Regions from separate parts of the Homo sapiens genome. Here region 1 is linked to region 2. The links are chromatin loops, found by intact Hi-C in ENCODE. Cell type or tissue: PC-3. All regions are shown on one strand. Links, peaks and the distances in the headings refer to the core of each region. The heading gives the core; the rest is flanking DNA. Region 1 overlaps KANTR (KANTR integral membrane protein). Region 2 overlaps KDM5C (lysine demethylase 5C).

What was found. Hi-C counts contacts between places; a loop is a spot of excess contacts. Peaks named below come from ENCODE experiments on the same cell type or tissue, not always from the same donor. Only the 100,000 strongest peaks of a DNase experiment are listed, where the experiment ranks them.
Region 1: a loop joins it to region 2, with 8 times the contacts of the local background. A loop is called at or near these places in 1 of 110 quality-filtered maps.

What each region holds. Positions count from the first base shown.
Region 1 is chrX:53,121,342-53,136,815 of GRCh38, forward strand. It overlaps KANTR (KANTR integral membrane protein), which reads left to right. Exons shown (of 3, transcript NM_001397448.1): 3 at 2,128-6,097. The coding sequence starts at 2,932. The coding sequence ends at 3,162. It also overlaps the pseudogene RNU7-37P. Among named protein-coding and RNA genes, the nearest start is that of KANTR, 35 kb to the left of the region's middle. In PC-3, for the core only: no CTCF peak of the experiment used is centred there; no DNase peak of the experiment used is centred there; H3K27ac peaks cover 851 bases.
Region 2 is chrX:53,177,416-53,192,889 of GRCh38, forward strand. It overlaps KDM5C (lysine demethylase 5C), which reads right to left. Exons shown (of 26, transcript NM_004187.5): 26 at 14,743-15,474. Among named protein-coding and RNA genes, the nearest start is that of MIR6895, 10 kb to the right of the region's middle. RefSeq lists a silencer at 11,504-11,583 and enhancers at 11,764-12,043, 12,414-12,463. In PC-3, for the core only: no CTCF peak of the experiment used is centred there; a DNase peak (open chromatin) is centred at 9,156; H3K27ac peaks cover 799 bases.

The DNA.
Region 1 (15,474 bases), core at 3,434-11,433, 58 kb before region 2:
TAGATTTACAGAAAAGTTAGTTAAGAGATAGTACAGAGAGTTTCTGTATATTCCTCACTGTAGTACATTTATCAAAAATAAGAAAGCAACATTGCTATATTACTACTACCTAAACATCAGACTTTACATGGCTTTATCAGTTTTTTTCACTGGTGTCCTTTTTTTGTTCCAGGATCCAATTCAAAATATCGCATTTCATTCAGTTGTCGTGTCTCCATAGTGTCCTCTGGTCTATGACAGTTTCTCAGTCTGTTCTTGTTTTTTTTTTTTGTTTGTTTGTTTTTGGTTTTTTTTTCCCAGAAGTCCATTAAGCCGAGAATGACCTTGTTTTTTATGACCTAACAGTTTTAAGGAATACTGTTGAATGTTCCTCAGTTTGTATTTGTCTGAAGTTTTGCTTATATTTAGAGTGGAGTTGTTTTTGGAAAGAACACCAGAGTTTAAATGCCTTTCTTATCAGATCATATCAGAGGTACCTGGTATCCATTGGCATCCCTGGTTTTGTGAACCTTCATCCCTTGGTTAAGGTGATGTTTGCCAGGTTTTCCCCCTGGCAAGTTGCTGCCTTTCCCTTTTCATAGTCTGTTCTTTGGAAGACTCTAGCCCACCCTCAAGTAGGTGGGAAGAATTGAGCTATAGCTCCTGGAAGGAGAGGGTGTATCTCTGTATATCATTTGAAATTCTTCTGTAAAGATTTGTCTCTTATCCCTTATTTATTTATTCAGTCACTTATATCAGTATGAACTCATGCATTTTTATTTAATAATTTGAGTTATAAATCTAATACTGTGTTCTTTGTTTTGTTGGTCAAATCAGTCCAGTTTTGGCCACTGGGGACTCTTGCCAGTTGGCTCCTGTGTCCCTTTCACATGCTCCCATCCTTTGGTTTTGAGCACTGCTTTACTTGCCAGCACTAGGAAATGCTCCAGACTCGTCTTGTATTTTCCTCTCTTAGTCCTGGAATCAGCCATTTCTCCAAGGAACCCTGGTTCCTTTTAAGGTGTCTGTATATTCTTTTATGTTTTCTATGGTGACAACCATATCAGCTATAAATAATGACAGTTTTGTCTTTTCCTTTCCAATCTTTATGCCTTTATTTTTCTTGTCGTACTGAGATGACCAGGACATCTAGTACAATGATGACAGCATGCATCTGTGTCTTGTTGTGTATTTTAGAGGAAACACCACTAACTTTTCCCTATTAAGAATGATACTGTATTTGCTATAGATTTCCTACGGGTTTTATCAGGTTAAGCAAGTTCCATCCTATTACTCTATACTAAGAGGCTTTTATTTTTTTAATAATGAAAGGGTGTTGAATTTTTACCAAATGCCTTTTCTGTTTCTTATGATAATTATATGTTTTTTCTCCAATAATCTGATATGTGGTAAATGACATTTATAGATTTTCCTCATGTTAGACCATCTTTGCATTTCTTGTATAAACACAACTTGGTCATGGTCTTTCATTTTTTATACAGGTTGGTGAACAAAAGTTTGGAATTTTGCAACTGTGTCCATGAGTAAAATTGGTCTTTTCCTTTCTCAGGCTGTTCTTATTGGCTTTTGGCAGTAAGGTTCTGCTGGTATAGAATGACTCAGAGTGTTCCCTCTTTTATAATATTCTGGAAGATGCTGTATAAGTTTGGAATGATTGGTTTGGTAGAACTTCTGCAAAACCATCTTGTCTAGTGTTTTCCTTTTTAATATTGAATTAGTGTTAAACTTATAAATTAAAATATTTTCAAAATTGTAAATAAGAAGGTTGAAATTTGCTTCCATGTTTATTTTATAAGCTTTATGCTTGAAATGGCTACACACAAATCCTGAGCAAGACTTTTTTTTTTTTTTCTGAGCAAGACTTTTTAATGATGCATTCTTCAAATTCTTAACAGTCGCCATCCATAAATGTCTTTTTTTGTACAAGTAGGTGATAAAATATTTAAAGCCAATTTTTAAATGTTTCAAAGATATTTAACAATTGGAATTATATCTAACAGCTTTTCTTTTTGTTTCACTGACAAGTATATTGTTAAAACTTCTCATGATGATGTGAGTAGATTTCAAATCCAGTTGAACGCTTTCATATTAACAATTTCAAAATAATGATGAAGCTCTTATTTGCAGAACATGCATCATTATTAGAACCATCACCCTGCAGCTAGCTTGGATACCATTAAAAGGGCTCATCAGCTGCAAACGGATTAAAGTATCTGATACTCGGGAAGACAGAGTTTCAGGGTTTCTACCTGGAGCTACACCCTCAGGAAGCCCCTCCTTGGCCTCCCTGCACCCAGTCCCATCCCAACCAGTCACATCTTGGGCTGTGCGTGGTGTTTCTTGGAAACTGGAACACAGACTCCTCCAGCAGCTCCACAGGTCCCTTGTCCTCAATGAGCAGAAGACTACAGGAGCTGGCTACTGAAGAGGCTGTCCAAGTAATAGAGCACCTTCTTGGCCCTGCTTAGCACATTTACTGCAGAGCTGGATGCTACTTATTTGTGCTCACCACCTTCAGGGACTGCAGAGAGATTTGTCAGACCCTACTTCACTAAGGGCCACCCTCTAAGGATCTCCAGAAGAGGCTGCCCATAGAGAGAAGTGGCCTGCCTAGGGTCTCCACTTCCTCAGGTCCTACCCGGACACCTCTAGGGCTGAGGGGATCAGTATCTCTTCACCTGCCTGTAATCCACATACCAAGTGGAAGAATCTGCCTGCTATTTTTTGTTTGTTTGTTTGTTTTGGCGGGAAGAGTTTTAACTACTGCTGTAACTCCTTTAGTAGCTATGGAACTGTTGAGGATTTCTTTTTCTTCTTGAGTCGATTTTGGTAAGATAACAGTTTTCTAGGAGTTGGTCCATTTTGTCTGCATTTTCAAATTCATTGGCATAAAGTTTCCTTTTTATTCTGTGCTGTGTATGAACTGTAACAATGTCTCCTTTTTCATTACTGATATTGGTTATTTGTGCCTTCTCACTTTTTTTCTTGATCAATCTCACCAGAGGTTTATCTATTTTATTAGTCTTTTCAAAGAACCAACTTTTGGCTTTGTTGCTCCTCTCTATTGTATCTTTGTTTTCTATTTCTTTAATTTCTGCTCTTATCTTTTTTGATCTCCTTCCTTCCACATTTTTTGGGTTTATTCTGTTGTTCTTTTTCTAATTTAACTGGACATTGAGCTCATTAGTTTTCATTCTTTCCCATTTTCTAATTTGTGCATTTAAGGATATAATTTCCCTCTAACTCCTGCTTCTCCATAAGTTTAGATATGTAGTATTTTCATTATTGCTCAGTTATAAGTACTTCATTTCTATCAAGGTTACTTCTTTGACCTGTAAGTTATATAGAAATGTGTTTTTAGATTTCCAAATGTTTGGGGATTTAAAATTTTATCTCTTTGTTATTGAAATCTGTCTTAATTGCATTATGGTCAGAGGATGTGGTTTGTGTGACAACAACTCTGAAATTTTTTAGACTTGTTTTATGGCTTAGTATGTGACCAATATTTTTGAATGCTTCCTGTGTGCTAATTTATAAGAATGTGTGTTCTCTAATTGTTGAATACAGAGATCTACATATGTCTATTATCAAGTTTGTGAACTATTGTTCAATTTTTACTTACCTATACTGATTTTTTTGGTCATTATCTACTGATAATTGAAAGAGGTGCGTTAATGTTCAACTGTAATGGTGGATTTGGCAATTTCTCCTTGTAATTCTATCTCGTTTCTTGCTTTATATATTTTGAGGGTGTTCATTAGGAATATTCAAATTAAAAATTGTTATATATTCCTGATAAATATGTAATGACCCTCTCTATTCCTGATAATGCATTTTTCTTTGAAACCTATTTTATCTTATATTAATGTAGTAACACAAACTTTTCTTGTTGGGATTTGTGTGGTATATAATTTTCCATCCTTTTACTTTTGAGCATTTTCATGCCATTATGTTTAATTATATCTCTTGGAAACAACATATAACTGGACCTTTTAAAAAATCTAATCTGATTATCTCTTTTGGTTGGCAAGTTTAGTCTGTTTACATTTACTGTGATGTATTTGGGCTTGTTTCTACCATCATACTTTTTTATTTCTGTTTACCATCACTACCTTTTCTGTGCTTCATTTTCTCTTTTCTCGCCTGCTTTTTTAGTTTTGAGATTTGTTTTCTTATTCAATTTTTTTCCTCCCTATTTTTAAATTTTTTTCTATTCTTTCTGTGGTTATCCTTGATGTTTTCCATATGTGTTTAACTTATAAAGTCTAAAGTTAAACAATATTTTAGCCCCCTTCTTAAAGAATGCAGGAAGCTTAGAAACCTTCAACTCTAGTCATTCCTCTCCTGATCACATACTGTTGTTTTCAAATATGTTAGTTTGTTCCTTTTTATAAACCTCACAATTTTACATCATTGTCAGTGTTATTTTATATAGACAGTGTTTGTTTGGACTTACATGCATACATTCTTGTATCACACATCATCCTTTGGGATCATTTTCTTTCATTATGAATATAGTGTTTAAGTGAGTTTTTTTTTTTTTTAGTACAGGTCTCTTGATGTTAAATTCTTCCAGTCTTTCTTATATGTAAATGTCTTTATTTTATCCTCATTCTTAAAAGATAGTTTGTTACAGGTATTTTTACTCAACACTTAGAATATATGGTTCCATTCTCTTTTGGCTTTGAGATGTCTGTTGCTATTAAGAAGTCGACTATCAGACTAATTGCTGGTTTTGTGTGTGTGTGTAGTAGTAGTAGTAGTAGTGGTAGTAGTGGTAGTAGTAGTAGTGGAATGTGCAGGGGGTCCTGCAGTTTTACTCTAACATGTTTACATATGTATTTTTTTTTAATTCTACTTTGGGAATGTCATGCTTCGTGGCTCAGTGAATTCATGCTTTTCATAATTTCTGGGAAATTCTCAACCATTATCTCTTCAAATATTGCCTTTCATTTTTTCTAGTTTTTCTTTCTTGGAATACAGTTAGTCATATTTTGGACCTCCTCATTCTATCTTCCGTATCTCATAACATCTCTGAGATTTTCTATCTCCTTGTCTTTCTGCACTTCATTCTGGATAATTTCTTTAGGTATATCTTTCAGCTTACTGATTCTCTTTTCAACTATGTTTAATCTGCTCTAATCTGCCCATTGAGTTTTTTATTTCAAAAGTTATATTTTTCATTTGTACAAACCTCATATATTTTACTTGCTAATCTGCCTAGTCATCCCTAATAGTCTCTTATTGCTTGGTCATCTTAGTGATTACATCTGTTATTACTTCTTTAAAACATTTTATATAATTTTTGTTCAACCAGTAGTCACTGTTTGCATGAGTATGACATTGTAAATATTGTTCACATCAAAACTACATAGTATATTCTGATTACATATCCTTCGTTGTATACCCTTTCGTTTTCCTTGGAGCTAATAATTGTGTATTTTGTTTTCTTTTGCTTAGTGTTCTAGTACCTATACTATTCTTCTCTGAAATTCTTTATACAATCCAAATCAGATCATGTCCTTCCACTATTCAGAATTCTCCCATGGCTCCCACCTCCCTCAACAAAAGCCAAAGCCCTCACCATGGCCCAAAGTCCCTACATAATCTGGTTCCCTTTACCTCTCTTACCTTGTCTCCTATCACTCTCAATATCACTCACTCTTCTCCAGCTACACTGGCCTCCTTGCTGTTCCCCAAGTGTGCTAGATACCCTTCCTTTTCAGGGCCTTTGTACTTGTTCTTCTCACTGCCTGAAACACCCTTCCTCCTAAATAATCTGATGAGTTGCCCTAGTACTTCCAGTGTGCTCAAATGTCACCTCCCTAGAGAAGTGTTTCCTGATCAACATATCTAAAATCGCCCCATCACATGCATTTTATATCCCTTTATCCTATTTTATGTATGTTTTTCTACAAAGCACTGATCACCACCTGGTATATTTTATATTTATTTATTGTGGTTAGTGTTCGTCTCTCTTCAGTAGACTGTAAGCTCCATAAAGCAGGGACTTCTGTTTTGTTCACTGCTGTATCCCCAGTGCCAAAAACAACAGTGCATAGTAGATACTCAATAAATATTTGTGGAATAAACTGAATGAATGGATGAATGACTTAATTGATTAATGTGGAGGATAGAGAAATAAAGGCCTTGAGGAGTAGGCTAGGCACAAAGGCCTTTAATGCCATGCTAAGGAACTTGGATATCATTTTTCATAAGGGTGGGGGCTGTGAAGAAGCAGTGAGGATAGCTCCTGGGTTCTTTTGGGAAGCAAGTTCTCAGTTGGTAGGGTTGTGGCAAAGCCCCATATTTTCTGACTGGCTGTACGCCCTAGGGCTCCTGAAGGCAGGCCTGCCTCTTACTCAAATAGCCCTCAAACTGCTGTGTTGTCGTGCTGCCTGTTACCTGGTGAAAAACAAAACCCCAACTCTCATTGGGCTTTCTGATCCCAGCTATCATCCCCCTTTCTCTTGCACGGTGAGGAACTGTTTCCTGGTCCCCAGGCCAAGCAGACCACTCTCATTATACTTTACCTGTGGTACTTGGTGGTGGTAGGGGGGCTGCAGGGGATAGCGTGGAAGCTGGCATGATGCTGGGCTCATAGTAAGTGTTATTATAATGGGAGATACCCATAGGAGGGTAAGTTACAGCTCAAAAAGAGTTTATTTCATTGTCAAAGTGAGAACAGGCTGTGTGGGGTTTTAGTCCTGACTTTGCCCCTAACCCTACTGGGGCCTAGTCTGGCTCCAGTGTTTCTGCCTGCCCATGACTCCGGATACTAATTCTGTTGTCTAATGTGTGACCTACTCTCCTGTTTTGGTCACCCACTAATTTCATCAGCATGCCATCAGAATTATACAGAATGCCATCTATAAGTTCAGTTGAGCAAAATTTGACCACTTACTGTGTGTCAGGCCTCCTGCTGTACACTGAAGACACAGAGATGAACGAGGTGTGTTCCTAGACACAGAACCGTAATTTCAGGGCAGTGTGGTCAGTGCAGTAACACTGGTAGGAAGAATAGACTGTGAGAGCCCCTAAGGAATACACAACCCAGCTCAGGGGACCAAGGAAGCTTTCTTGGAAGAGATGGCATATGAACTAAATCTTAAAAGATTTAGTTTAACTTTCTAATGTTAAACTGCTCTTGCATTTCTGGGATTAAACTCAACATTTTTGTGTTGTATTAAATCTTACTCATTCTGGATGTGGTTTGCTAATAAACTGTTTAGGATTTTTGCATCTTTAGCCATCTGTATTTGTCTGGTTAAGGTTATAGTGATCTTATCCAATAAATAAATCAGTTTTCTAGGAATTGGTCCAATTCATGTAAGTTTTCAAATTAATTATATTCTCTTATTTTTAAATTTTTACTATATCTTTTATGTTGTTCATATTATTTGTGCCTTTTCTATTTTTTCTTGTTAGTCTCTCCAAAGATTTTTTTTTAGCGATTGGCCTTGAAAGCTTACCATACATATTTAACCTAAAGTCCAAAGTTAAACATACTCCCCACCCAAAGAATTCAGACTTTATAAATCTTTAATGTCTCCCAATTTACATGTTATTATGTCTACTATTTTTGTTCCTCCCTTATTAAGGATGACACTAACAATATCATTTTATGCAAACATTGTTTGCTTAAATACTCATTTACCTTTTATTTGCCCATCTTTCTTCTTTTACCTCAGATGTCGTTTTTGGGATGATTTTTCTTCTTCTTCTTTTTTTTTTTTTTTTTTTTGAGATGGAGTCTCACTCTGTCACCCAGGCTGGAGTGCAGTGGCGCTATCTGGGCTCACTGCAAGCTCTGCCTCCTGGGTTCACACCATTCTCCTGCCTCCGCCTCCCAAGTAGCTGGGACTACAGGCGCCTGTCACCATGCCTGGCTATTTGTGTGTGTGTGTGTGTGTGTGTGTGTGTGTGTTTAGTAGAGACGGGGTTTCACTGTGTTAGCCAGGATGGTCTCGATCTCCTGACCTCGTGATCCGCCTGCCTTGACCTCCCAAAGTGCTGGGATAACAGGCATGAGCCACTGCGCCCAGCCTGATTTTTCTTCTTCTTGAAATACATACAGAACTTTAGAAAATCCTTTAGCATAGATCACTTAATTGGAAACTCTTAGTCTGTGTTTATCTATAAATGCCTTTTTTTCCCTTTATTCTTCTTAAAAGATAGGTTTGCTAGGTACCTACTTCTAAATTGCCTTTTTTAGAAGGATATTAAACACTGACACTAAGAGGACATTAGGACACTCGTCTGGTTTCTATTATTACTGTTGCAAAGTCTACTGTCACTCTAATTTTTTTCGTAGGTGTTCTTTTTCTCTGGCTGCTTTGAAGGTCCTTTAATTATTGCTTGACTCTATAAGATCTTTTTAGTTGGTGTTGTCTTGCAAATGTTCCTTTTTATAGCTTCCTAATCTTTCCCTATGAATGCAGTGTTTTCTTCTTGTCGCTCTGATGACATTAAATAATAATGTCTTTTTAAAAAGTGTTCTCCTTACAAATTTATTTATTTATTTATTTATTTATTTATTTACTGAGACAGAGGCTCACTCTGTCACCCAGGCTGGAGTGCAGTGGCGCGATCTCATCTCACTTCAACCTTCGCCTCCTGGGTTTAAGTGATTCTTCTGCCTCAGCCTCCCAAGTAGCTGGGATTACAGGTGCCCACCGTCACACACGGATAATTTTTGTATTTTTAGTAGAGACAGGATTTCACCATGTCGGTCAGGCTGGTCTCAAGCTCCGGGCCTGAAGTGATCCATACACCTTGGCCTCCCAAAGTGCTGGGATTACAGGCGTGAGCCACCGCGCCTGACCCTACATAATTTTTGTTTCCAAACATATATATTTCGTTGTCAGCAGTAGTGAGAAACTCACTGACACCAGATTTGGCCAAAGGCACCACAGATAACACAGGCATGACATATTCTGAAGCCTTAGAAAGAATTTGTATGAATAGTGGGCCAGGGGGGCCCTCTACTGTGTGCAAACATGGGTCAGTGCCACAGTTCTGTCACTTGCGAGTATGGTAGTGCAGTGGACTTGAGACAGACTGCCTGGATTCAAATCCCAGAGCTGGTCAAGTCACTTGACCTCAATTTTCTGTAGTTTCTTCGTAAAAATGGGGATAGTAGTGTTACAGCTGTTTTAGAATTTGTCTAGCAGGCATTCTGGTTTTTGCTGAAAGCCCCCTTAAAAATAAATAAAACAAAACTGGGGATAGTAGTAATATGCACTTCATAGGATTATTGAGGGTATTAAATGAGTTAATCTACATAAAGTATTTAGAATAATACATGGCATGTAGTAAGCACTGTATATGTGTTTGCTGTTACTACCATTATTACTTTTGCGACGAGGGGATTGAAGGAAGAAGAGCTTCTATGCTGCAATGGGGAAAGGAGTATATCCTGCCCTGTGTGTTCCCCTAATATCTTGGATATAAAAGCCATCCACAAAAAACACAGGGTCAGGAATTTGAAGGTGTTATTTGGGCATCTTAGAGTGTGGGATATCAAGTAGGCAGTCAGAATGGGATAGAATTCTTCAGTGGGAAGTATTGGATATTTCCTTTTTGGAGCAGAGCAGTACCATATGGGGGAACAGTGACAGAGGGATAATCTAGGGTCAGGGGATTTCTTAAGCAGTTAATAATGCTTTTTCTCTTAGGAACTAACCTGTCAGGTACTGAGAGGCTTTGAAGATGGCTCTTCAGGTTGGGGACACACCTTTATTAAGGGGCAAGACTGCTGCCAGGAGTTGATTCACATACTCAGAGGTAGGATTGACCACACAAAAAAAATGCTTTCAAGTCTTTGTTCTAAATTTTCTTTGACCCTCCGTAAGTTTGGGGAAAGTCCCAGCCTCAGTAACCACCTCAGTAACCATCCCAGACACAGTCTAGAGGATATGAACAGGCAGAGTGGGTCATGTGGAAAACAGGCGCGTGGTGGGGAGGCCAATTTGAGGAGCCATTAGTATTAAAATGGAAAGTTCAAGAGATACAAAAATTATAAACAAAACTTTATCAAATCAAATCCAATAATGTATTAAAAGGATAATGAATCATAACAAAATGGATTTTATCCCAGGAATGCAGGATTGGCTTGGCATTAGAAAATCAATCATGCAGTTCAACATATTAACAAACCAAAAAGGAAAACCCATATGATTATTGCAATAAATGCAGAAAAAGCATTTGACAACATCTAACATCCATTCCTGAGTTTAAAAAACAAAAACCTCTTGGCAAACTAGAAGTAGAAGGGAACTTCTTCAACCTGATATAGGGCATCTGCAAAATAACCCACAGCTAACATTATATTTAGTGGTGAAAACTGAGTGCTTTCCCCCACAAGATCAGAAATCAAACAGAGATGTCCACTCTCACCACTTCTATTCAGCATTATACTGAAGGTTCTAGGCAGTGCAGTCAGGCAAGAAAAAGAAGCAAAAGGCATCCAAATTGGAAAGGAAGAAGTAAAACTGTATTTACAGAAAATGTGATCATCTATATAGAAAATCCAACTGAGTCCACCAAAAATAAAACCCTACTAGAACTAATAAGTGAGTCTAACAAGTTGCAGGTTATAAGATCAATATACAAAAATTAGTTGTATATCTATATACTAGCAATGAACAATTGGATACAGAAAGTTTTAAAATACCATTTACAATAACATCTAAAAATATGACTTAGGAATAAATCTGACAAAAGATGTGGAAGACCTATACACTTGTATTGCTGAGAGAAAGAGGAGCCAAATCAATGAAAAACATTCATAGGTTGGAAAACTTAGTATTGTTATGATGTCAATTCTCCCCAAATTGATCCATAGATTAAATGTAATTCCTATAAAAATCTCAGCAGGCTTTTTGCCGAAATTTACAAACTGATCCTAAAATTCATATGGAAAGGCACTACAGAGCCTGGTACAGTGTGTAGAAACCCTGGGTAGGGTTCAGCTTTCCCACAGGATTAGGACTATCAGTGGAGCACATGTAGAGAGGAAAAACAGTGACAGGGCCTCCAGTTGCAAACAGGTCTACAAAGAATATGAACAAGCAATTTCCTGAAGTGGAAAACCCAAAAAGCTAACAGGCCTAATAAAAGATGTTCAGATGTATTAACAGAAAAGTCTAAAATAAAACTACAGTGAGATTTTACTTTAGGTTTCACAAACAGACAAAATTTTAAAAAGCTGGATCATGCCAAGTCCTTTAGTGGGGATATGGGGGCATAGGGACCCTCTTGCATTGGGATTGGGGACTTTGGCCGCCATCCCAGAGATGAATGTGGCACTATCCCCATGGGCCCTCCAAAGAAATTCTCATACAGGTCCATAAAGGGTCATGTAGAAGAATGTGCATTATGGTGTAGTTTGCAACAGTGGGAAGTTGAAGGCATGCTGGGTGTCCATCACCAGGGGCATACACAGGGAAATAGTGATGGGTGCACTCCACAGAGGACCTCTTAACCTTTAGACCAGTGAGTTAGATGTACACAGGGCAACACGATGATCTTCAACACGTAGCACTGAGTGAAAAAGAATGAACTGTATAACAATACTACTCACAAGTTACAAATATATGCACATATACACCAAATACACACCTTACAGAAATGCACACAAAAGGATGTAAGTTAAACACATTTGAAAAATGCCTGTGTCGGGGAGTCGGGAGGAATGGGAGCATGGATGACAGGGAATACATAAAACAAGAAAGCGGTGGAATTGCCAGTCACGGTGGCTCACACCTGTAATCCCAGCACTTCGAAAGGCCGAGGCGGGAAGATTGCTTGAGCCTAGGAGTTCAGTTCCAGCCCGAGCAACATAGTGAGTCCTCATCTCTACAAGAAATACAAAATTAGCCAAATGTGGTGGTGTGTGCCTGTGGTCCCAGCTACCAGAGAGGCTGAGGTGGGAGGATTGCTTGAGCCCAGGAGTCTGAGACTGCAGTGAACCGAGATTGTACCGCTGCACTCCAGCCTGGGTGACAGAGTGAGACCTTGTCAAAAAAAAAAAAGAAAGAAAGGGGGAGGAGAAAAAACAAGCAGAAAGTGTCTGTTCCCTTGGCCTAGTCACCCACTCCCCATGGCATCATCCTTTAGAGTCTGCTCTTCACTGAGGAGGAAACAGCCACACCTACACTCTGCTAACCTGAGGCCAGAATGCCCAGGTGAGCCTGGCGCAGACGGTCTGTACTTGGCTGGTTTTGAGTATGTGCTGGTGCGGCTCCTGCACACCCTCTCACCAGCACTGCAGCTGCCTGGAGCAGGTGTGGACATGCATTTCACCACACAGAAGTTGCCTGCTGTGATCTACTATTGAGGGTGGGGGCTGGTCACAGAGTTTGGAAGTGAAGAGTTAGAGCGGCCCATTCCCTGTCAAACCATATGGTAACCAGACCATATGGTAACTAATTTCTGGTCCACATAACAGCCCTGCCAGTGCCCTGACTATGCTGAGACATGGGTGTATTTTCCTGGCCTCATTTATAACCGTACCCTCTGACTTCCCCAGAAGCAGCTCTTGTAAACTCTTAGGGAAACTGAAGCCAGACTCACTATGACTGAGAGATTCTCTCCAGCTTATCCTCTCCTGGAACTCTTCACCTAATTGTAGCAATACTGCTCCTTCCATAACCAGCTTAGCTTCCATAACCAGCAAAACAAAACAATACCTTGTTCAGTGATACATACATGGGAGGTGAAATTTTCTCAAAAGCAGGCCAGGCACAGTGACTCACGCCTATAATCCCAGCACTTTGGGAGGCCGAGGTGAGTGGATCACCTGAGGTCAGGAGTTCGAGACCAGCCTGGCCAACATGGAGAAATCCCGTATCTACTAAAAATACAAAAATTAGCCGGACGTGGTGGCATGTGCCTGTAATGTCAGCTGCTCGGGAGACTGAGGCAGGAGAATCACTTGAACCCAGGAGGTGGGGGTTGCAATGAGCTGAGATCGTGCCACTGCACTCCAGCCTGGGCAACAAAAGTGAAACTCTGTCTCAAAAAAAAAAAAAATTTTTCCGCAAAAATCGAGGAAATGAGAACATAAAGGTCAAGGTAGTGGTTTCTTCTGGGCAGGGGAAGGAGATGAGGGATCCACAGTTGGCTTCTCAAACTCTATAATGTTCTAGTTCTTAAGCCAGCTGGTGGGTAGATGGGTGTCTTCTTACATGTCTTTCAACTGTACATGGAAGTTTTCAAAACTTTTCTCTATGTTGAATACATTTAAAAGTTTGAAAGGAACACAAAGAGATTTCAAACCCGATAACATTTGCATTTATCAGAACACATAGAATAAAAGAGAATGACAATAATCACATTGGAATATCTGCCTATGAGGGGGTGGGTGTTGGAAACGGGAGTGAGGAATGAAGGTAAAGTGGAGTCAATAAATGAATAAGTAAATAAAAAGGTAAGCATTTTACTGATCAAAGATAATAATGTAACATGACCAGTGGAGTATAGCTTCCTCCACCTGCACCTGAGATTCAAAGGAAAAATAAATACTGAGCGTGATCAAGAAACTGGTCCCTAATAAATCTGATTGATCCAAACCAACAGGTACAAACTTAAATCACCTGAGTACTCAAAAGATTATTATAATCAAGTAAATCATTGCAACAGAGAGTTTTCTGAGGTGAAGGATTTTGAAAGCTCCTTCAAAAGTTGGTCATTTCTCCAAAGTTTTGTCGGGATTGCTTCCCAGCATTCCTAAAGGATTCAGATGCATCCCTCGGTTCATTAGCCCATTTCACAGTAAAACTCAAAAGCTAGTGGAGAAAGCAGGGGGCTGAACTCATGTCCCTACAAGAGCAAAAGACCAAACCTTCATACCTTGGAAGTACAGTCCCATGTTGAACCATGTCTTGGAAATTGCCTCTGTAGCTTCAACACAAACAAAAACCTGGCTGTTGGAAAAATGTGTGCTTGATTTAACCTCAGCCATCCTTAGACTAGAAAAGAATCGTGGGGGTTATATTGAGTCTGCTTGGATCACCCCTAGCCACACTCTCCCTCCTTTTGTCCCCCAGTCCTAGTGTCCCTATCTCCACTGATGGACAAATGGACATTTCCCCTCAACACTGAGGTCACGAATTCTGCCTTGTCTCTGCACTCAGGTTGCCTTGCCAGATCTGCTGTGGGCTGCAGTTTTAGTTGAGATCATGTTAGTTAGCTCTTATTGTATGAAATGGCTTTCTGTTACCATAGGATGCTTCATTGAGGTATGTGCCTTCCTGCCTAACCTTGTACGTCTACTGACATATCAGGTAGACATGTTCCTTGCAAACTAAACATAGTAATGCGCTGCAGGCCAGTTGGAGTATAACCAGACCTCCCCATGCCATTTGTATCACCTGGGTCTGACCCACAATAACTGTCTTTATGAGTTGAGCCCTTGCAGAAGTCCCAGCCAACTTGTGGACAGCTGACTTTAACAAGGGAGGGCAGCTGCTTAGGATGCTCCCATTAAAATCAAAATCACACAGCACCTGTTGCCATCTTCTAGCCCTAGTGTCCACTTTCCATACTGGCAGAAGAGGGAAATGAGCCTATCATCAATGTCCTCCTCAAACTGGGTGTCTTAATGCCAACCACAGTCTATACAACAGCCCTATCCTCCTGGTAAGAAAGTCAGCAAAATTTATGTCTGAGAGCAGATGGGTCTGTCATCATGATCAGGACCCACACCACATTAGCGAACATATGTCACCCCTGTTCATCCCAGACTTCTGAATCCACCATCATCCTCTCTGTGAATCCAGTTCAGGCTTCTTTGGGGTTGACCTAACCAACACTATTTCTCTGTCTCAGGACATCCCAATTCCCTAAAACTCTGTTTTCACCCACCATCAGCAACAGAGAGTTTGTTTCTTTTTGTTTGTTTGTTTGTTTGAGACGGAGTCTTTGCTCTTGTCGCCCAGGCTGGAGTGCAATGATGCGATCTCAGCTCACTGCAACCTCCACCTCCTGGGTTCAAGCGGTTCTCCTGCCTCAGCCTCCCGAGTAGCTAGGACTACAGGTGTAAACTACCACGCCTGGCTGATTTTGTATTTTTACTAGAGATGGGGTTTCACCATGTTGGCCAGGCTGGTCTTGAACTCCTCACCTCAGGTGACCTGCCTGCCTCGGCCTCCCAAAGTGCTGGGATTACAGGCGTGAACCACCGTTCCCGGCTTTTTTTTTTTTTTTTCATTTTTAGGCAGGGTCTCACTCTGTCACTCAGGCTGGAGTGCAGTGGCGTGATCATGGCTCACTGCAGCCTCAGACTCCTGGGCTTGAGGCTCAGCCTCCCGAGTAGCTGGGATTACAGGCAAGATCTACCACGCCCGGCATATATATATATATATATATATATATATATATATATATTTTGTTTGTTTGTTTGTTTGTTTGTCTTTGAGATGGAGTTTTGCTCTTGTTGCCCAGGCTGGAGTGCAATGGCACAATCTCGGC
Region 2 (15,474 bases), core at 4,975-12,974:
AATATGTTTTTAGTTAAATTGGGAACATCTGAATATAATGACATTCATTTGACTATGATGACAGTAAGGAATGATTGTGAATTGTGTTAGGTGTACTAATCGTTTTGTAATTACATAAGGAAATGTCTTCATGTCATGTTTCACGATTTTAAAAGGCAAATAAAACAGGAAACAATGTTTGTATGAATGCCCTCTAATTGTAACAGGAATGATCCTTCAGGTAAATAATGTCCTTGCATCTGTGAAACTTCTACCTACAGACACTAAGAAACAACAGATTCCTGTTTGGAGTAATAATCAGTTATATCATTTGATTTAAACTGACTCAGCTTAATGTTTAATAAGTAAATTGTTAAATGTTTGAGAAGGAAACAGGTCTACTTGTACACGTCTTTCTGGTCTGTTCTAATGTACTCTTTGCTTTGGCTCAGATCAAAATGTTTGAAGAAAAAAACCCTTTATTTTCAGGGTCTCACTCTGTCACCAAGGCTGGAGTACAGTGGCGTGATCACGGCTCACTGCAGTCTCCACCTCCCGGGCTCAAGCAATCCTCCCACCTCAGCCTCCAAAGTAGCTGGGACTATAGGTGCACGCTACTCTGCTCAGCCAATATTTTATTTTTTGTTGAGACAGGGTCTCACTATGTTGTCCAGGCTGGCTTGAACTCCTGGGCTCAAGCGATTCTCCTGCCTCAGCCTCCGAAAGTGTTGGGATTATAGGCCTAAGCCACCATGCCTGGCCAGAAAAGAACTTTATTCTTGCTATTTCAGTGCATTTTTTAAATGCCTGAAATGTGTTCAATATGTCTATATCTTAGAACCTCTGCAACTCAATGTTTTCTGCTTTCAAAGCAAAGTTAAATTGGGAACTTTTAAATGGAGAACATTTGCCTGTATTGGACATGAGGGTATATGTGTATATATGGGTGTTTTAAAGTATACACATGACTGGCCTTTTCATTCTTTGTCTCTATGTGATGCTGTATTTGAGAAGTTATACCTTGTTTTAGTCTAATAATAGGTAGCATATTTTGACCATTTATGAACAACAATAAATACATATTGCTGACATAATTAAGAAAAAACTTTTTAAAAGGCAAGATCATGGTTGTAAACTTTTAGTTCAAGGCATGGTCAGACACTGGGGAGCTTCTTTCACTGCCCTCAAAAAAGAAATCTCCTTTACACCCTTCAAAAAATTAACTCAAAGTGGATCATACACCTAAATGTAAAATGCAAAACTATAAAACCCCTAGAAGATAACATAGGAGAACATGTAAGTGCCCTTGGGTATGGCAATAACTTTTTAGGTACAACGCCAAAGGCATGATCCATGAAAGAAATGATTGATAAGCTTGACTTCATTCAGATTAAAAACTTCTGCTCTGCAAAAGATACTGTCACCCGGGTGTGATGGCTCATCCTGTAATCCCAGCACTTTGGGTGGCTGAGGTGAGTGGATCAGCTGAGGTCAGGAGTTTGAGACCAGCCTGGCCAACATGGTGAAACCCCATCTCTACTAAAAACACAAAAATTAAATCCGGGGGTGGTGGCTCACGCCTGTAATCCCAGCACTTTGTAAGGCTGAGGTGGGTGGATCACCCGAGGTCAGGAGTTCAAGGCCAGCCTGGCCAACACGGTGAAACCTTGTCTCTACCAAAATACAAAAATTAGCCAGGCATGGTGGCAGGTGCCTATAGTCCCATCTACTTGGGAGGCTGAGGCGGGAGAATCGCTTTAATCCTGGAGGCGGAGGTTGCAGTGAGCCAAGATCGTGCCATTGCACTCCAGTCTGGGTGACAAGAGCAAAACTCCGTCTCAAAAAAAAAAAAAAAATTCAAAAATTAGCTGCAGTGAGCCGAGATCGTGCCATTGCACTCCAGCCTAGGTGACAGAGAGAGACTCCCTCTCCAAAAAAAAAACAAGACACTGTCAAGAGAATGAGAAAACAAACTATAGACTGGTATAAAGTATTTGCAAAAGACATATCTGATAAAGGATCTTTAAGACACATAAATAACTCTTAAAACTCAACAATAAGAAAAGGAACATCCCGATTTAAAAACAGGCAAAAGAAGCCTGGCATGGTGGCACATGCATGTAGTCCCAGCTACTTGAGGGCTGAGGCAGGAGGATCATTTGACTGAGGAGTTTGAGATGAGCCTGGGCAACACAGCAATACCCCACCTCATAATAAGAAAAAGGGAAAAGACCTGAACAGACACCTCACCAAAAAAGATATACAGATGGCAAATAAGCATGTTAAAAGATGCTCCACATCATATGTCATTAGGGTTTGCAAATTAATACAGGGAGATACCACCACATACCTATTAGTATGGCCAAAATCCAGGACACCGACAATACCAAATGCTGATGAGGATATGGAGCAACGGGAACTCTCATTCATTGCTGATGGGAATGCAAAATGGTTCAGCCACTTTGGAAGACAGTTTGGTAGGTTCTTACAAAACTAAACATATTCTTACCTTACCATTCAGCAATCACACTCTTTTGTATTTGCCCAAGTGATTTGAAAATTTACAACTACATAAAAACCTGCAATGGATATTTATAGCCGATTTATTCACAACTGCCCAAACTTGGAAGCAACCAAGATGCCCTTCAGTAAGTAAATAGATAAAATGTGGTACATCCAGACAACAGAATGTTATTCAGCAATAAAGATAAATGAGCTATCAAGCCACCAAGAGACATGGAAGAATCTTAAATGCATATTAATAAGTGAAAGAAGGCAATCTGAAAAGGCTATATACTATATGATTCCTAAATAATAACATTCTGGAATAGGTAAAACTATGGAGACAGTAAAAAAAATCAGAGGTTGCTAGGAGTTATGGGAGGGAAGTATGAATAGGTGGAACACAGAGGATTTTTAGGGCAATGAAACTACTCTGTATGATACTATAATGGTGGATACATGTCATTATACATTTGTCAAAGCCCATAGAGTGTACAACACCAAGAGTGAACCTTAATGTAAGCTATGTACTTGACCAATTATGTGCCAGTGTATTGACTATAACGAATGTACCACTCTGCTGGGGATGTTGATAGTGGGGGAAGCTGTGCCTGTGTAGGAGCAGGGGGTATATGGGATACATACTTTCCACTCAATTTTGCTGTGGACCTAAAACTGCTCAAAGAAATAGAGTCTCATTCTGTCACCCAGGCTTAAGGGCAGTGGTGTGATTTCGGCTCACTGCAAACTCTGCCTCCGGGGTTCAAGCGATTATCTTGCCTCAGCCACCCGAGTAGCTGGGATTACCACCACCACACCCGGCTTTTTTTTTTTTTTTTTTTTTTTTTTTGAGATGGAGTCTCACTGTCGCCCAGGCTGGAGTGCAGTGGCGCGATCTCGGCTCGCTGCAGGCTCCACCCCCCGGGGGTTCACCCCATTCTCCTGCCTCAGCCTCCCAAGTAGCTGGGACTACAGGCACCCGCCACCACGCCTGGCTAATTTTTTGTATTTTTAGTAGAGACGGGGTTTCACCGTGTTAGCCAGGATGGTCTCGATCTCCTGACCTCGTGATCCGCCCGCCTCGGAAATTTTTGTATTTTTAGTAGAGGAGGGGTTTCACCATGTGGGCCAGACTGGTGTTGAACTCCTGGCCTCAAGTGATCCGCCCACCTCGGCCTTCCAAATTGCTGGGATTAGAGGTGTGAGCCACCACGCCTAGCCTATATTTATATATATATATTTTTTTTTGTTTGTTTGTTTTTTGTTTTTAAGTAATCTTTTTATCTCTTCCAGGCACAGGACTGATGCAGCCTGAAATCAGACATAAAACCAAATCCTGCAGGTTGCTGAATTACAACGCAGGTTGAATTCATAGGATCTCCAGGTCTCATATGCAAAAACATGGCTACTGATTAGGGAACAATGGGACCTTGAGACTAGGAATAGGAACATCAGGATTGATTTGGATAGATCTGAGCACCCTAAACCCCAACCCTCACTGAGTTTCCCCTGGCAGCAGAAGCAGCCCTTCTTCCCCAGTCTATGGGGCTGGTCCTGCCTGACTTGGGGACCCTCTCACTGTTAGGCTAATCTTTTCAAGATCCACCCGTATCATCTCTTGCTGCCTCCAGACCCATTACTGAATTCAGATTCCTGTATGTCCCAGGAAGTAAAGTCAAACCTATGAGGAGAAAGCACACACACACAAATGATAAGATTTAGCTAATTTATACTGGCAGAAACCTCCATAATATGGGTGACAGAGTGAGACCATGTCTCAAAAAAAAAAAAAAAAAAAAAAAAGAAAAAGAAAAAAAGAAACCTCCATAATATGTGAGAACTGATTCTATGGATGATAGATCGGGAAAAAGAAGTGTAATTTTTGATTGGGCCAAACTTTTTTTTTTTTTGAGACGGAGTCTCGCTCTGTCTCCCAGGCTGGAGTGCAGTGGAGCGATCTCAGCTCACTGCAAGCTCCGCCTGCTGGGTTCACACCATTCTCCTGCCTCAGCCTCCCGAGTAGCTGGGACTACAGGCGCCCACCACCACACCTGGCTAATTTTTTGTATTTTTAGTAGAGACAGGGTTTCACTGTGTTAGCCAGGATGGTCTCGATCCCCTGACCTCGTGATTAGCCCGCCTCGGCCTCCCAAAGTGCTGGGATTACAGGCATGAGCCACCCTTTTTTGTTTTTTTTTTTTTTTTGATATGGATTTTCGCTCTTGTTGCCCAGGCTGGAGTGCAATGGCTTGATCTCGGCTCACCACAACCTCCGCCTCCCGATTTCAAGTGATTCTCCTGCCTCAGCCTCCCGAGTAGCTGGGATTACAGGCATCCACCGCCAGGCCTGGCTAATTTTGTATTTTTAGTAGAGACGGGTTTCTCCATGTTGGTCAGGCTGGTCTCGAACTCCCGACCTCAGGTGATCCACCCACCTTAGCCTCCCAAAGTGCTGGGATTACAGGTGTGAGCCACTGCGCCTGGCTGGGCCAAACTTTTTCATTGTGGTAAACTATATATAACATAAAAATTTCTGGAAAGGCTCACTGTAGCTGCCACCTCCCAGGTTCAAGTGATTCTCCTGCCTCAGCCTCCCAAGTAGCTGGGATTACAGGCACATGCCACCACGCCCAGCTAATTTTTGTATTTTTGGTAGAGATGGGTTTCACCATGTTGGCCAGGATGGCCTCGAACTCCTGACCTCAGGTGATCCGCCCACCTCGGCCTCTCAGAGTGCTGGGATTACAGGCGTGAGCCACTGCGCCTGGCCTCCTTTGCCCATTTTTAAATTGAATTGCTTGTCTTTTTGTTGTTGAGTTGTAGGAGTTGTTTGTATATTCTGGATAGTAAATCCTTATCAGATATATGACTGCAAATATGTTATCTTATTCTGTAGGCTGTCTTTTCACTTTCTTGATGTCCTTTGATGCACAAAATTTTTAATTCTGATGAAGTCCAATTTATCTGTTTTTTCTGTTGTTGCTCATGCTTGTAGTGTCACACCTGAGACTGTTGCCACATCCAAGGTCATGAACATTAACTCCTATGTTTTCCTCCAGTTTTATGGTTTTAGGACTTAAATTTAGGTCATTAATCCATTTTGAGTTAATGGTATCTGGTGTGAATTAGGCATCCAACTTCATACTTTTGCATGTGAAAATCCAGTTGTCCCAGCACCATCTGTTGAAGAGACTAATCTCTCCCCTCGTTGAATGGACTTGGCACTCTTGTAAAACATCAATTGGTGGCTGGGCACAGTGGCTCACACCTGTAATCCCAACATTTTTGGGAGGCTGAGGTGGGAGGACTGCTCGAGCCCAGGAGTTTGAGGCCAGTCTGGGCAACAGAGTGAGACCCTGTCTCTACAAAAAAAAAAAAAAAAAAAAAAAATTAGCTGGGTGTATTGGCACATGCCTTTTAAATCCCACCTACTTGGGATGCTGAGGTAGGAGGATCATTTGAGCCCAGGAGTTTGAGGCTGCAGTGAGCCTCAAACTGCAGTGAGCCAAGATTACGCCACTGCACTCCAGCCTGGGCAACAGAGCAAGACTGTGTCTTGAAAAAAAAAAATTGGCCATTTGACTTTGTTCTTTTTTTTCTAAGATTGTTTTGGCTATTCACGGCCCCTTGTAATTCCATATGAATTTGAGGATCAGCTTTTTCATTTCTTTTTTTTTTCTTTTTTTTTTTGAGACGGAGTCTTGCTCTGTCACCCAGGCTGGAGTGCAGTGGCGCGATCTCAGCTCACTGCAACCTCCGCCTCCCAGGTTCAAGCAATTCTTCTGCCTCAGCCTCCCGAGTAGCTGGGATTACAGGCATGGATTACCATGCCCGGATAATTTTTTTAAATTATTTTTAGTAGATACGGGGGTTTCACCATGTTGGCCAGGCTGGCCTCGAACTCCTGACCTCGTGATCTGCCCGCCTCAGCCTCCCAAAGTGCTGGGATTACAGGCATAAGCAACCGCACCCCGCTAGCTTTTTCATTTCTGCAAAAAAGCTGTTGGAATTTTCATAAGGACTGTGTTGAATCTGTAGATCACTTTGGCTAGTATCAACATCTTATCAGTATTAAGTCTTCCAATCTATGAACATGAGATGCCTTTCCATTTCTTTAGATCTTTAATTTCTTTCACCAATGTTTCATGGTTTTCAATATACAAGTCTTTCTCCTCCTTGATTAAATTTATTCCTAGATATTTTATTCTTTCAGATGCTATTGTAAATTGAATTGTTTTCTTAACTTCATTTTGGATTGCTCATTGCTAGTGTATAAAAGCACACTGCTTTTTATGTGTTGATCTTGCACCTTGCAACTTTGCTGAATTTATTAGCTGTATGCCTTTTTTATTTTTTTAAGAGAGATGAGGTCTCATTCTGTCACCTAGGCTGGAATGCAGTGGCATGATCATAGCTCACTACAGCCTCAAACTCCTGGACTCAAGGGAGCCTCCTTCCTCAGCCTCCCGTGTAGCTGGGAGTACAGACACACATCACCATGCCCAGCTAATTTTTAAATTTTTTTTGTAGAGATGGGGTCTTGCTATGTTGCCTAAGCTGGTCTCGAACTCCTGGCTTCAAGCAGTCCTCCCACCTCAGCCTCCCAAAGTGCTGGGATCATAAGTGTTGGCTACCACACCCAGCCTGAAATGCCTTTTCTGCATCAAGTGAGATGATCATGTGTTTCTTTTCCTTTGTTCTATTAATGTGATGTTATTACCTTGATCGATTTTCTTATGTTGAACCATTCTTGCATTCCTAAGATAAATCCCACTTGGCCAAGACGTATCCTACTTTTAATATGCTGTTGGATTTAGTTTGCTAGTATTTTGTTGGGGATTTTGCATCTATATTCATAAAGGATATTTGTCTGTAATTTTATTTTCTTGTGATGTCTTTATCTGGTTTGGGTAGGGCCAAACTTTTCAGTATGGGTACACTCATCAGCAATCCTGGATGTACTTTGTTAGTTGAAGCAGCTAGGAGTATTTCTAAAAATTGTTCTATTGATTGACCAAAACCTCTACTCAATAGTAGCTTGTGTTAAATGAGGTTAAGATGCCAGAAATTCCATGGTACAGTGTAGGCAGGGGAATCCATCGTTTAGGGCAATAAGAATGTTGGAATCGATTAGTCATATGTAACACATTCAACTCACCCTTTTGACTATGTGGACATTGACATTCCTTTCACAGGACTTTGAGAAATACACTGTGGTAGAGACTAGCTAAGTGGTCATTAAACTTGTTTCCTCTTCCTCCTAGGGACAGATTTAGACTACATTTGTCAGTGTCCCTTACAGTTGGGTATGCCCATTGTCTGAGTTCTGGCTAATGGAATATGAGAAGTGATGTGTGCTACATCCGGCTCATAGAAACCTCCCACATGGTCTTTTCCTCTTCTGGCTATTAAGGATGGAGATGACAATAAATACAATGATGACCATGTTTTGAAGATGGCAGACCTTCTAGACAGAAAGTGCCTAAGCCTCTGAATCATCACTTAGAAGAGGGAAACTCAATTATTAACACCTGTTTTGGAATACTACAGAAGCAAGAAGTAAACTTGTCTTAAATCTCAGAAAATTTTTTTCTGTCCCAGGAGCTAGCTTTACCTTAACTAGTACATGAATGAGTACCAGTATTATAAAGCATTGCAGTGATTTATTTCTGCAGGTGAGGGTCATGGTGAGAAATCATGAATGGGCTCCCTGATTTCAATGGAGGTGACAGGTTCATCTCCAAAGAGAAGTTGGGTCTCGTTCTTATAATGGATAGCAGAGCCATAGCAATAATCAGGTTTGACCTGTGGAGGTTTGTATAACAGTGGATAATTAAGGATAGTTTCCCTAGGACCAAAATAGGTAGCCTGATAAAGTCCTAGTTGTTATATAACCCCAATAATCTTCTACTCTGGAAAATGGAGGCCTGATTTTGTCCTCAAAAATGTGGCATCCCAGCCTCTTCCCCAGTTCATAGACCAGAGCCCCTTGAATGAAGGGGAGGGTCCATCTGAAGAAGGACCTTGCTACACTTTTCACAAGTGTGTATGGCAAAATCTCCCTCCTTGCTTTCCTCACAGAGACCTGCAGCCACAGTCATTGTACACTGGGGACAGGGAAATATCCAGGCCTTTGAAATAGACTGGATATTGGTTCTGAATTAATGTTAATCTCTGGTGATCCAGATTGCCACTGCAGCCCATCAGTCAGAGTGGGATGGGGTTATACATGAAGTTTTGATCTGAGTCTTTCTTACACTGGGCCCAGAAGAAATCCTGTGGTGATTTCTCCAGTTCTTGGATATACTATTCGAATCTACACAGTATAGATGGCATAAAGGGGAGGAGGACTACAGCTGAAGAGCAAGTTAAAGATTCAAGAAATGGGGGATAAAATTGGAGGTGGCAATATCGTGACAACAGGAGTCCCAGGAGCAGAGAAAAATAAAAATGGAAAAGTGGGTCTATTTTGTGAATGAATGGCTGAGCATAGGACTCCAAGTGACCCAGGCAAGCTGAGCTCCCCATGGTGAGTTGTGTGTTAACTGTCTCATCAAGCCACGAAGTTATCTATGTGCAGTAGCACTCCACCACCGAATAGAATAGAGTTATACAAGCAGGCCTAGATGATGAATAAGCTGCCTGAGCAAGTGAATCATACTCCCAACTGCTGTACTGCCATCCCTCTCTCACCCACACCTGAAGCCTCATGGGGAATTCCCTGTGACCAGGTGACTAAGGGATACAATATTCTATTCCAGCTTGGTTTATACATAGCCCTGCATGATATGCTGGCCCTGCTGAAGTAGCTAGCTGTAGTGTTACAGCCCTACTTAGGGTTGATCCTGAAGGACAGTGAGAAGGGAAATTCTCCCAGTAGAACAACTGCCTGGTCACATAGCTGGTCAGAGGTATAGATAGGTTTCCACTGTTTCATGAGTAGTTTTTAATGATTCGGCTAAATGGTGAAGGACTTGGAAATAACAGGACTGAAATATTATTGACAAGGTCTGAGGAAGAGCATATGGCTGTCCCTCTTGGAATGGGCAGAGATATTCACGTCCCACATAAATAAGCACCAGAGAGAGTCCACTGCAGAAGAGGAGCTCAATCAAGTAGACAGGTAGGTGTCCTGTTCTGTGATGTCAGTCAGCCTCTTATCTGTCACCCTTTTCTTTGCCCAATGGATTCCTGAACAAAATGGCCATGGTGGCAGGCATGGAGGTTATGCATGGACTCCACAATATGGACTTCCACCACGACCAATCTGGCTATAAGCCACTGCTGAGTGCCCAACCTGCCAACAGAACAGTAACCCAAGCCCCCCTGTGGAACTATTTCTTGGTGGCAGCTGATTACAGACAAGACAAAATGAAAAAAAGCCACTGGACCCCCAAAATTCTACTGGCAGGAAGCAAACTGGGGAAACAGTTCAGCTGCAAACATTTGCTGCCTTTCATGAAAAAGGAAGGCACACAGGGTAAAACCAAGAGATCAGAGGGCAGAGCCTTAGAATATTATTCCCAGGCCTTGACATCTAATCAAGAAACTTCCATTTTCCCAGCTGGATTTCAGAGTTGTTAGTTATAGACCAGTAACTCCTTTATGTCTCCCATTTCCCCTCTTTTTGAACCAGAATGTCTGTAGTAGTTGTCCTATGGCTATCCCACCATTGTACCTAGGGTGTGTTGGGGACAGATAACTTGCCTCTTAAGTCTCACAAATCAGCCAGGCACGGTGGCTCATGCCTGTAATCCCAGCACTTTGGGAGGCCAAGGTGGAAGGATTGAGCCCAGGAGTTTGAGAACAGTCTGGGCAATATAGTAAGATCTCGTCTCTATAACAAAATAAAAATAAAAAATAATTTTCTTTTTTTTTTTTGAGACGGAGTCTTGCTCTGTAGCCCAGGCTGGAGTGCGGTGGCGTGATCTCGGCTCACTGCAAACTCCGTCTCCCGGGTTCAAGCGATTCTCCTGCCTCAGCCTCCAGGCGCCCACCACCACTCCCGGCTAATTTTTTGTATTTTTAGTAGAGACGGGGTTTCACCGTGTTAGCCAGGATGGTCTCGATCTCCTGACCACATGATTCGCCCGCCTCGGCCTCCCAAAGTGCTGGGATTACAGACGTGAGCCACTGCACCCGGCCAAAAAATAATTTTTTACAAAAAAACAATTGTCTCACAAATCTAAAGATGGAGAAAAATAGTAGTTAAGAAGCCATACTCAAACAGCCTCTTTCATATATGGACCTGATTTAGATGTTCTGGATTTTGGGGCAATGCTGTAATTGGATGAGACTTTGAGAGACTTTGGGAAGTGGTGAATGTATATTGCATGTGGAAGCAACATGAATCACCAGGACCAGTGGAAAAACTATAGTTGTCAGTCTCCAAGATGACCCCCAATGACCCCCCGCCTCCTGGTATTCACACCTTTGTGTAATCCCCTCCCATTGAGTGTGGCCTGGACCTAGTAACTGACCTACTTTTTTTTTTTTTGAGACGGAGTTTGCACTTGTTGCCCAGACTGGAGTGCAATGGCGCGATCTTGGCTCACCGCAACCTCTGCCTCCCGGGTTCAAGCAATTCTCCTGCCTCAGCCTCCTGAGTAGCTGGAATTACAGGCACCCGCGACGACACCCAGCTAATTTTGTACTTTTAGTAGAGATGGGGTTTCTCCATGTTGGTCAGGTTGGTCTCGAACTCCTGACCTCAGGTGATCCGCCCGTCTCAGCTTCCCAAAGTGCTGGGATTACAGGTGTGAGCCACTGTGCCCGGCAGTAACTGACTTACTTCTAACGAATAGAATATTGCAAAAGTGATGGGATCTCACATCTGAAATTAAGTTATAAAGACTATGAGTTCTGTCTGGCATGTGGGCACTCTCCTTCTATCTCTAGCTCATCTTACTTGTTTGCTGTGATGAAGCAAGCTGCCATATTATGAGCCACCCTATGAAAGGGTGCACATGGCAAGGAACCTGAGAGTGACCCCCAGCCAACAGCCAGCAAGACTGAATATGCCAACAGCCACATGAGTCAGCTTGAAAGCAGATCTTTCCCCAGTCAAGCCTTGAGATGACTGTAGCCCCAGCTCACACCTTGCTGGCTGTGAGACCCTGAAACAGAAACTCAGCTAAGTTGTGCCCAGATTCCTAACCACAGGGACTGTGAGATAAAATGTTGTTTTAAGCCACTGTTTTTGAGATAATTTGTTATGTAGCAAATATATAACCAATAGAGATAGGCGTGGAGGTTATGTACCTCGGCAATATGAACTTCTAACCTACCAAGGCCACTGTGGCCCTAGCACTGCTGAATTCCCAACCTACCAACAGCAGAGATCAACACTGAGCTCCCACTGTGAACTATTTCCGGATTGCAGGCTGATTACTTTGGACCCCTTCTGTCTAGCACAGGCCTTAGGGTCACAGAGATTTGGTGAAAATCCCAGCTCTGCCAGGCTGATATGCTTAGGTGAGGCCTGTTTTCCTAGGGGTCTGTTTCCTGTGTCTGTTGGGGACTTTGTGAAATACCTCACATGGAGCTGAGCACCCAGGTGGAGGTTCACAAGGGGCTGTTCCCCTTCCTTTCATGTGAGTGCCCAGGGGCAAGAACCCTGTTCCTCTGCTTCCTAACCCCTCTTCTCCCATCACAATTTCAGGTCTTCTGGGAAGCATGGTTAGTGTCTGCCCCTTCAAGGACCCACTGACCATGTACCTCAGACCCCAGGCGCCACTCCCAAGGGGTGGTATCCTGTACCACTGGACTCTGCAATGCAAAGGAAACAGAGTCATATGCACAGTGTGGAGCCCCAACTGATGCTCCTACCTCCTTCTAAGCTAGATTGCGGGCCCTTGGCCTGGAAGTGGAGACAGACTGAGGCCTGGGCCTTGCCTTCCCTCCAGAAGCTCCAGAGCTTGGGGGTGGGAGGAGAGACAGACCTATTAATCTTAGTGTGTTTCAGACACCAGGTAAGGCACAGGTGGAGACACTAAGGAGAAGGGGAAGAAGGGTTCAGTTGGGCCTGAAGGGTTTGGGTAAAGTCCTTAATAGAAGTGATGTCTCTTTCCATCCCCTTGTCACCTGCAGATTCAGGAGCCATCCTGAGGGATGTGGCAACATTTGGGAGGACTCGGCAGCTAGGTGATATCTCTATAATAGAAAATGACTTTGAGGTGAGAAGATACCCACTGCTTCCCTGACCTCATTCTCCCCAGCCCCTTATCTGAGGGGGAGGGTGTCCCCTGAGCCAGTCCCCCTCCCTTTCTAGGGGAGTATCTGGGAAAGAGGGCAGATTTGGAACCAGAGAAAGCTCTCTGGAAGAGGTTAGATTTGATCTGGGTCTTGCAGGATGATGGCCAGGGCCTCTCCTGCAGAGTTCATGGAATGCATGTCTGCTGTGAAGGAGTGTGTGAGGGATGGGACACAGACGTGCCAACATGGTAAAGGCTGTCTGAAAACTGGTGAAGGATGGGCCTATACCAGGGAGGCCTCCGTCCTGGGCCAAGCAGTTCTCTAACCTGGGAGTTGCTTCAGGTTGTAGGCACCATCTCTTCCTCTCCTGTCTGGACACTTCCTGTGGCTGACTGCCTTGGCAGTGGTAGTTAAGTGCTGAGATTGAGCCCCTTCCTGCCCATCCCAGCTCTCACACTCATCTCTCCTGTCAGCTCCTCCAACCCCCTTTTCATGATCAATTCCAGCCAAAAGGTCAGCCTTTTCCCCTAGACTGAGACCTGGGGTCAAGCTGGACCCGGCAGGGTTGTCCACGGACTCCTCTCTCTCTCCTTACTTGTATAGCCTAGGGTCCCAACTGGAAGACTAGATGAAGCAGGGCTGAGCCAGACCTTCCCACCAATCAAAGCTGCCAGAAGAGGGCGGGCTTTCTTATTTACCACTAGGTTCCTATCAGCTGCAAATATTGGGAAGGGGGAATGAAACCCATGAACGTTCAGATGAGAAAGCAAAATAAGAGTGGCAGTGTGCTAAGCTCCTGGGCTAGGGATCAGGACCCAGCCTTTAGCCTCCTCACAGCCCCTTGAGAGGACGGAAAGCCCTTGAGGCAGGCATGATAGGAAGCTGACTGGCTTAGGGCTTCCATACTCTTGCTTCCTCCTTTGTATCCTCGTATCATGGGCAGACTCCAAACACAGAACACTCAAGACCACAAAGAATGGTTCTTAGCCTTTGGAGGGTCAAGGATCCCTTTATGAATCTGATACAAGCTGGTTAGTCTTCTTGTCAGAAAAACACATGCATGCAAACACCCACAAAAACATGTAAACAATCTGTTGATGGTCCCTGATTTAGTCCAGCACCCTCATCTTAAAGACTTTGGGACTCAGAAGAGAGATCTTTCCAACTACTATGGGACCATTAATGGGCTTGAAACCACTTTGCTAAGTGAAAGAAGCTAGACACAAAGGATCACATATTATACGATTCCATTTATGTAAAATGTCCAGAATAGGCAAATGGGATGAGGGGTAAAGGACGCCTAAGGGATATGGAGTTTCTTTCTGCAGTGATGAAAATGTTCTGAAATTTTTTTTCGAATGATGGCTGCACAACTCTGAATATACTAAAAGCTATTTAATTGTATACTTTTAAGTGGGTGACTGTATGGTATGTACATTATATATATCAATAAGCTGTCTTAAAAAAGTGAACTCAGGGGTTGCAAATGACCACACATCTGAGCTTTAGTCCCCATTCATCAGGGGCATAACCTGTGGAGAAAAATCAGGGAATTATGCAGTAGATGGGTTAGACAGGAAAACATTCTAGGAAGAACGAGATTCTATGTATAATCTTAAGGGCAATAAAGCATCATGGAAGGTTTTAAGCAGTATATAATCAGATCTACACTTTAGAAACCCCCCAAATCACTGAATTGTACATTTCAAACAAGTGAATTTTATAGTATGTAAATTATATCTCAATAAAGCCATTAACAAAAAAATCCCTTTGGGAGCTTGAGGAGGATAAACTGGAGGGCATCAACTGGGGGAGGTTGTAGTGTAGGAGTTTGGGTGAGGGGGCCCGAGCCCATCTGTTTGGACTTGAGGGAAAGTGGCTTGGGGTTAGAGTCGGGGGAGGATCAGAATGTCTTGCCCAAGGTTAAGAAGCTGGTGGAACTTGATTTCAGAACCCAGAGCTCCCTGGCTTCAGCCCTAGTGCTCCTGCCAGCACTACAGCTGCTCCACTGACTGGTGATGGAAGCACTGTCTTCCCCGTCTAAGAGAAATGCACTTCAGAAACATGTTTCCAAAAAATGTTTCTAAGGGTTTTATTTCTAACAAGAGGAAAATAATAAAATAAAATTAAAATAGGCTTCAGTTGGAACCAAGTTTCTTGTTTTGCTTTTTTTTTTCTTTTGAACAAATTAATTACACACCAACAATCTTCTTTTATTACAACATGAACCCAGGAGGAGGAAAGGAGACAGGGGAGGACAGGGAGGGAGGACTGAGGTGGTTGTGAGGACAAGCACCAAAAGCTTTCTTCAGATCACAGGGAGCCCTGTTCAGCTCCCCAGCCAAATTCCTTTAAAATAAAAAACTGTGAGCACGGCTATGTGAAGTTTCCTCCTCCTGGGTGGAACAGTCAGGGGAAGGGAGAGGGAGAAGGGGGTAGGAAGGAAGGAAAAGAGGGGAGGAGAGTGGGGGCAGGGGTTAGTGTAGCATGGCCTGGCCAGGACCAGAACTGGGGAGAGAAGGGAGGAGAGTCCCCCAGTTTGCATATACACTGGCCTTGTCTCTGGAATGGTGATGGCCCAGCCCCAGCCACCCCCCTGCCCACCAGCCCATCCATCTATCTGCCTCAGGTGTCTGGGAATGCTGGTTAGAGGCTACCAGGGAGGGAAGACTCCAGGGGCCGGCCCCCAGGAGCTGAGGTCTGAACAATACCTTGGAGTCAGAATACAAAAGTCAAGGGACTCAGGGGTGGGCGGGTAGCAGGGATGGCCACCCCCCTACCCGCCCACCCCCCAAGAAG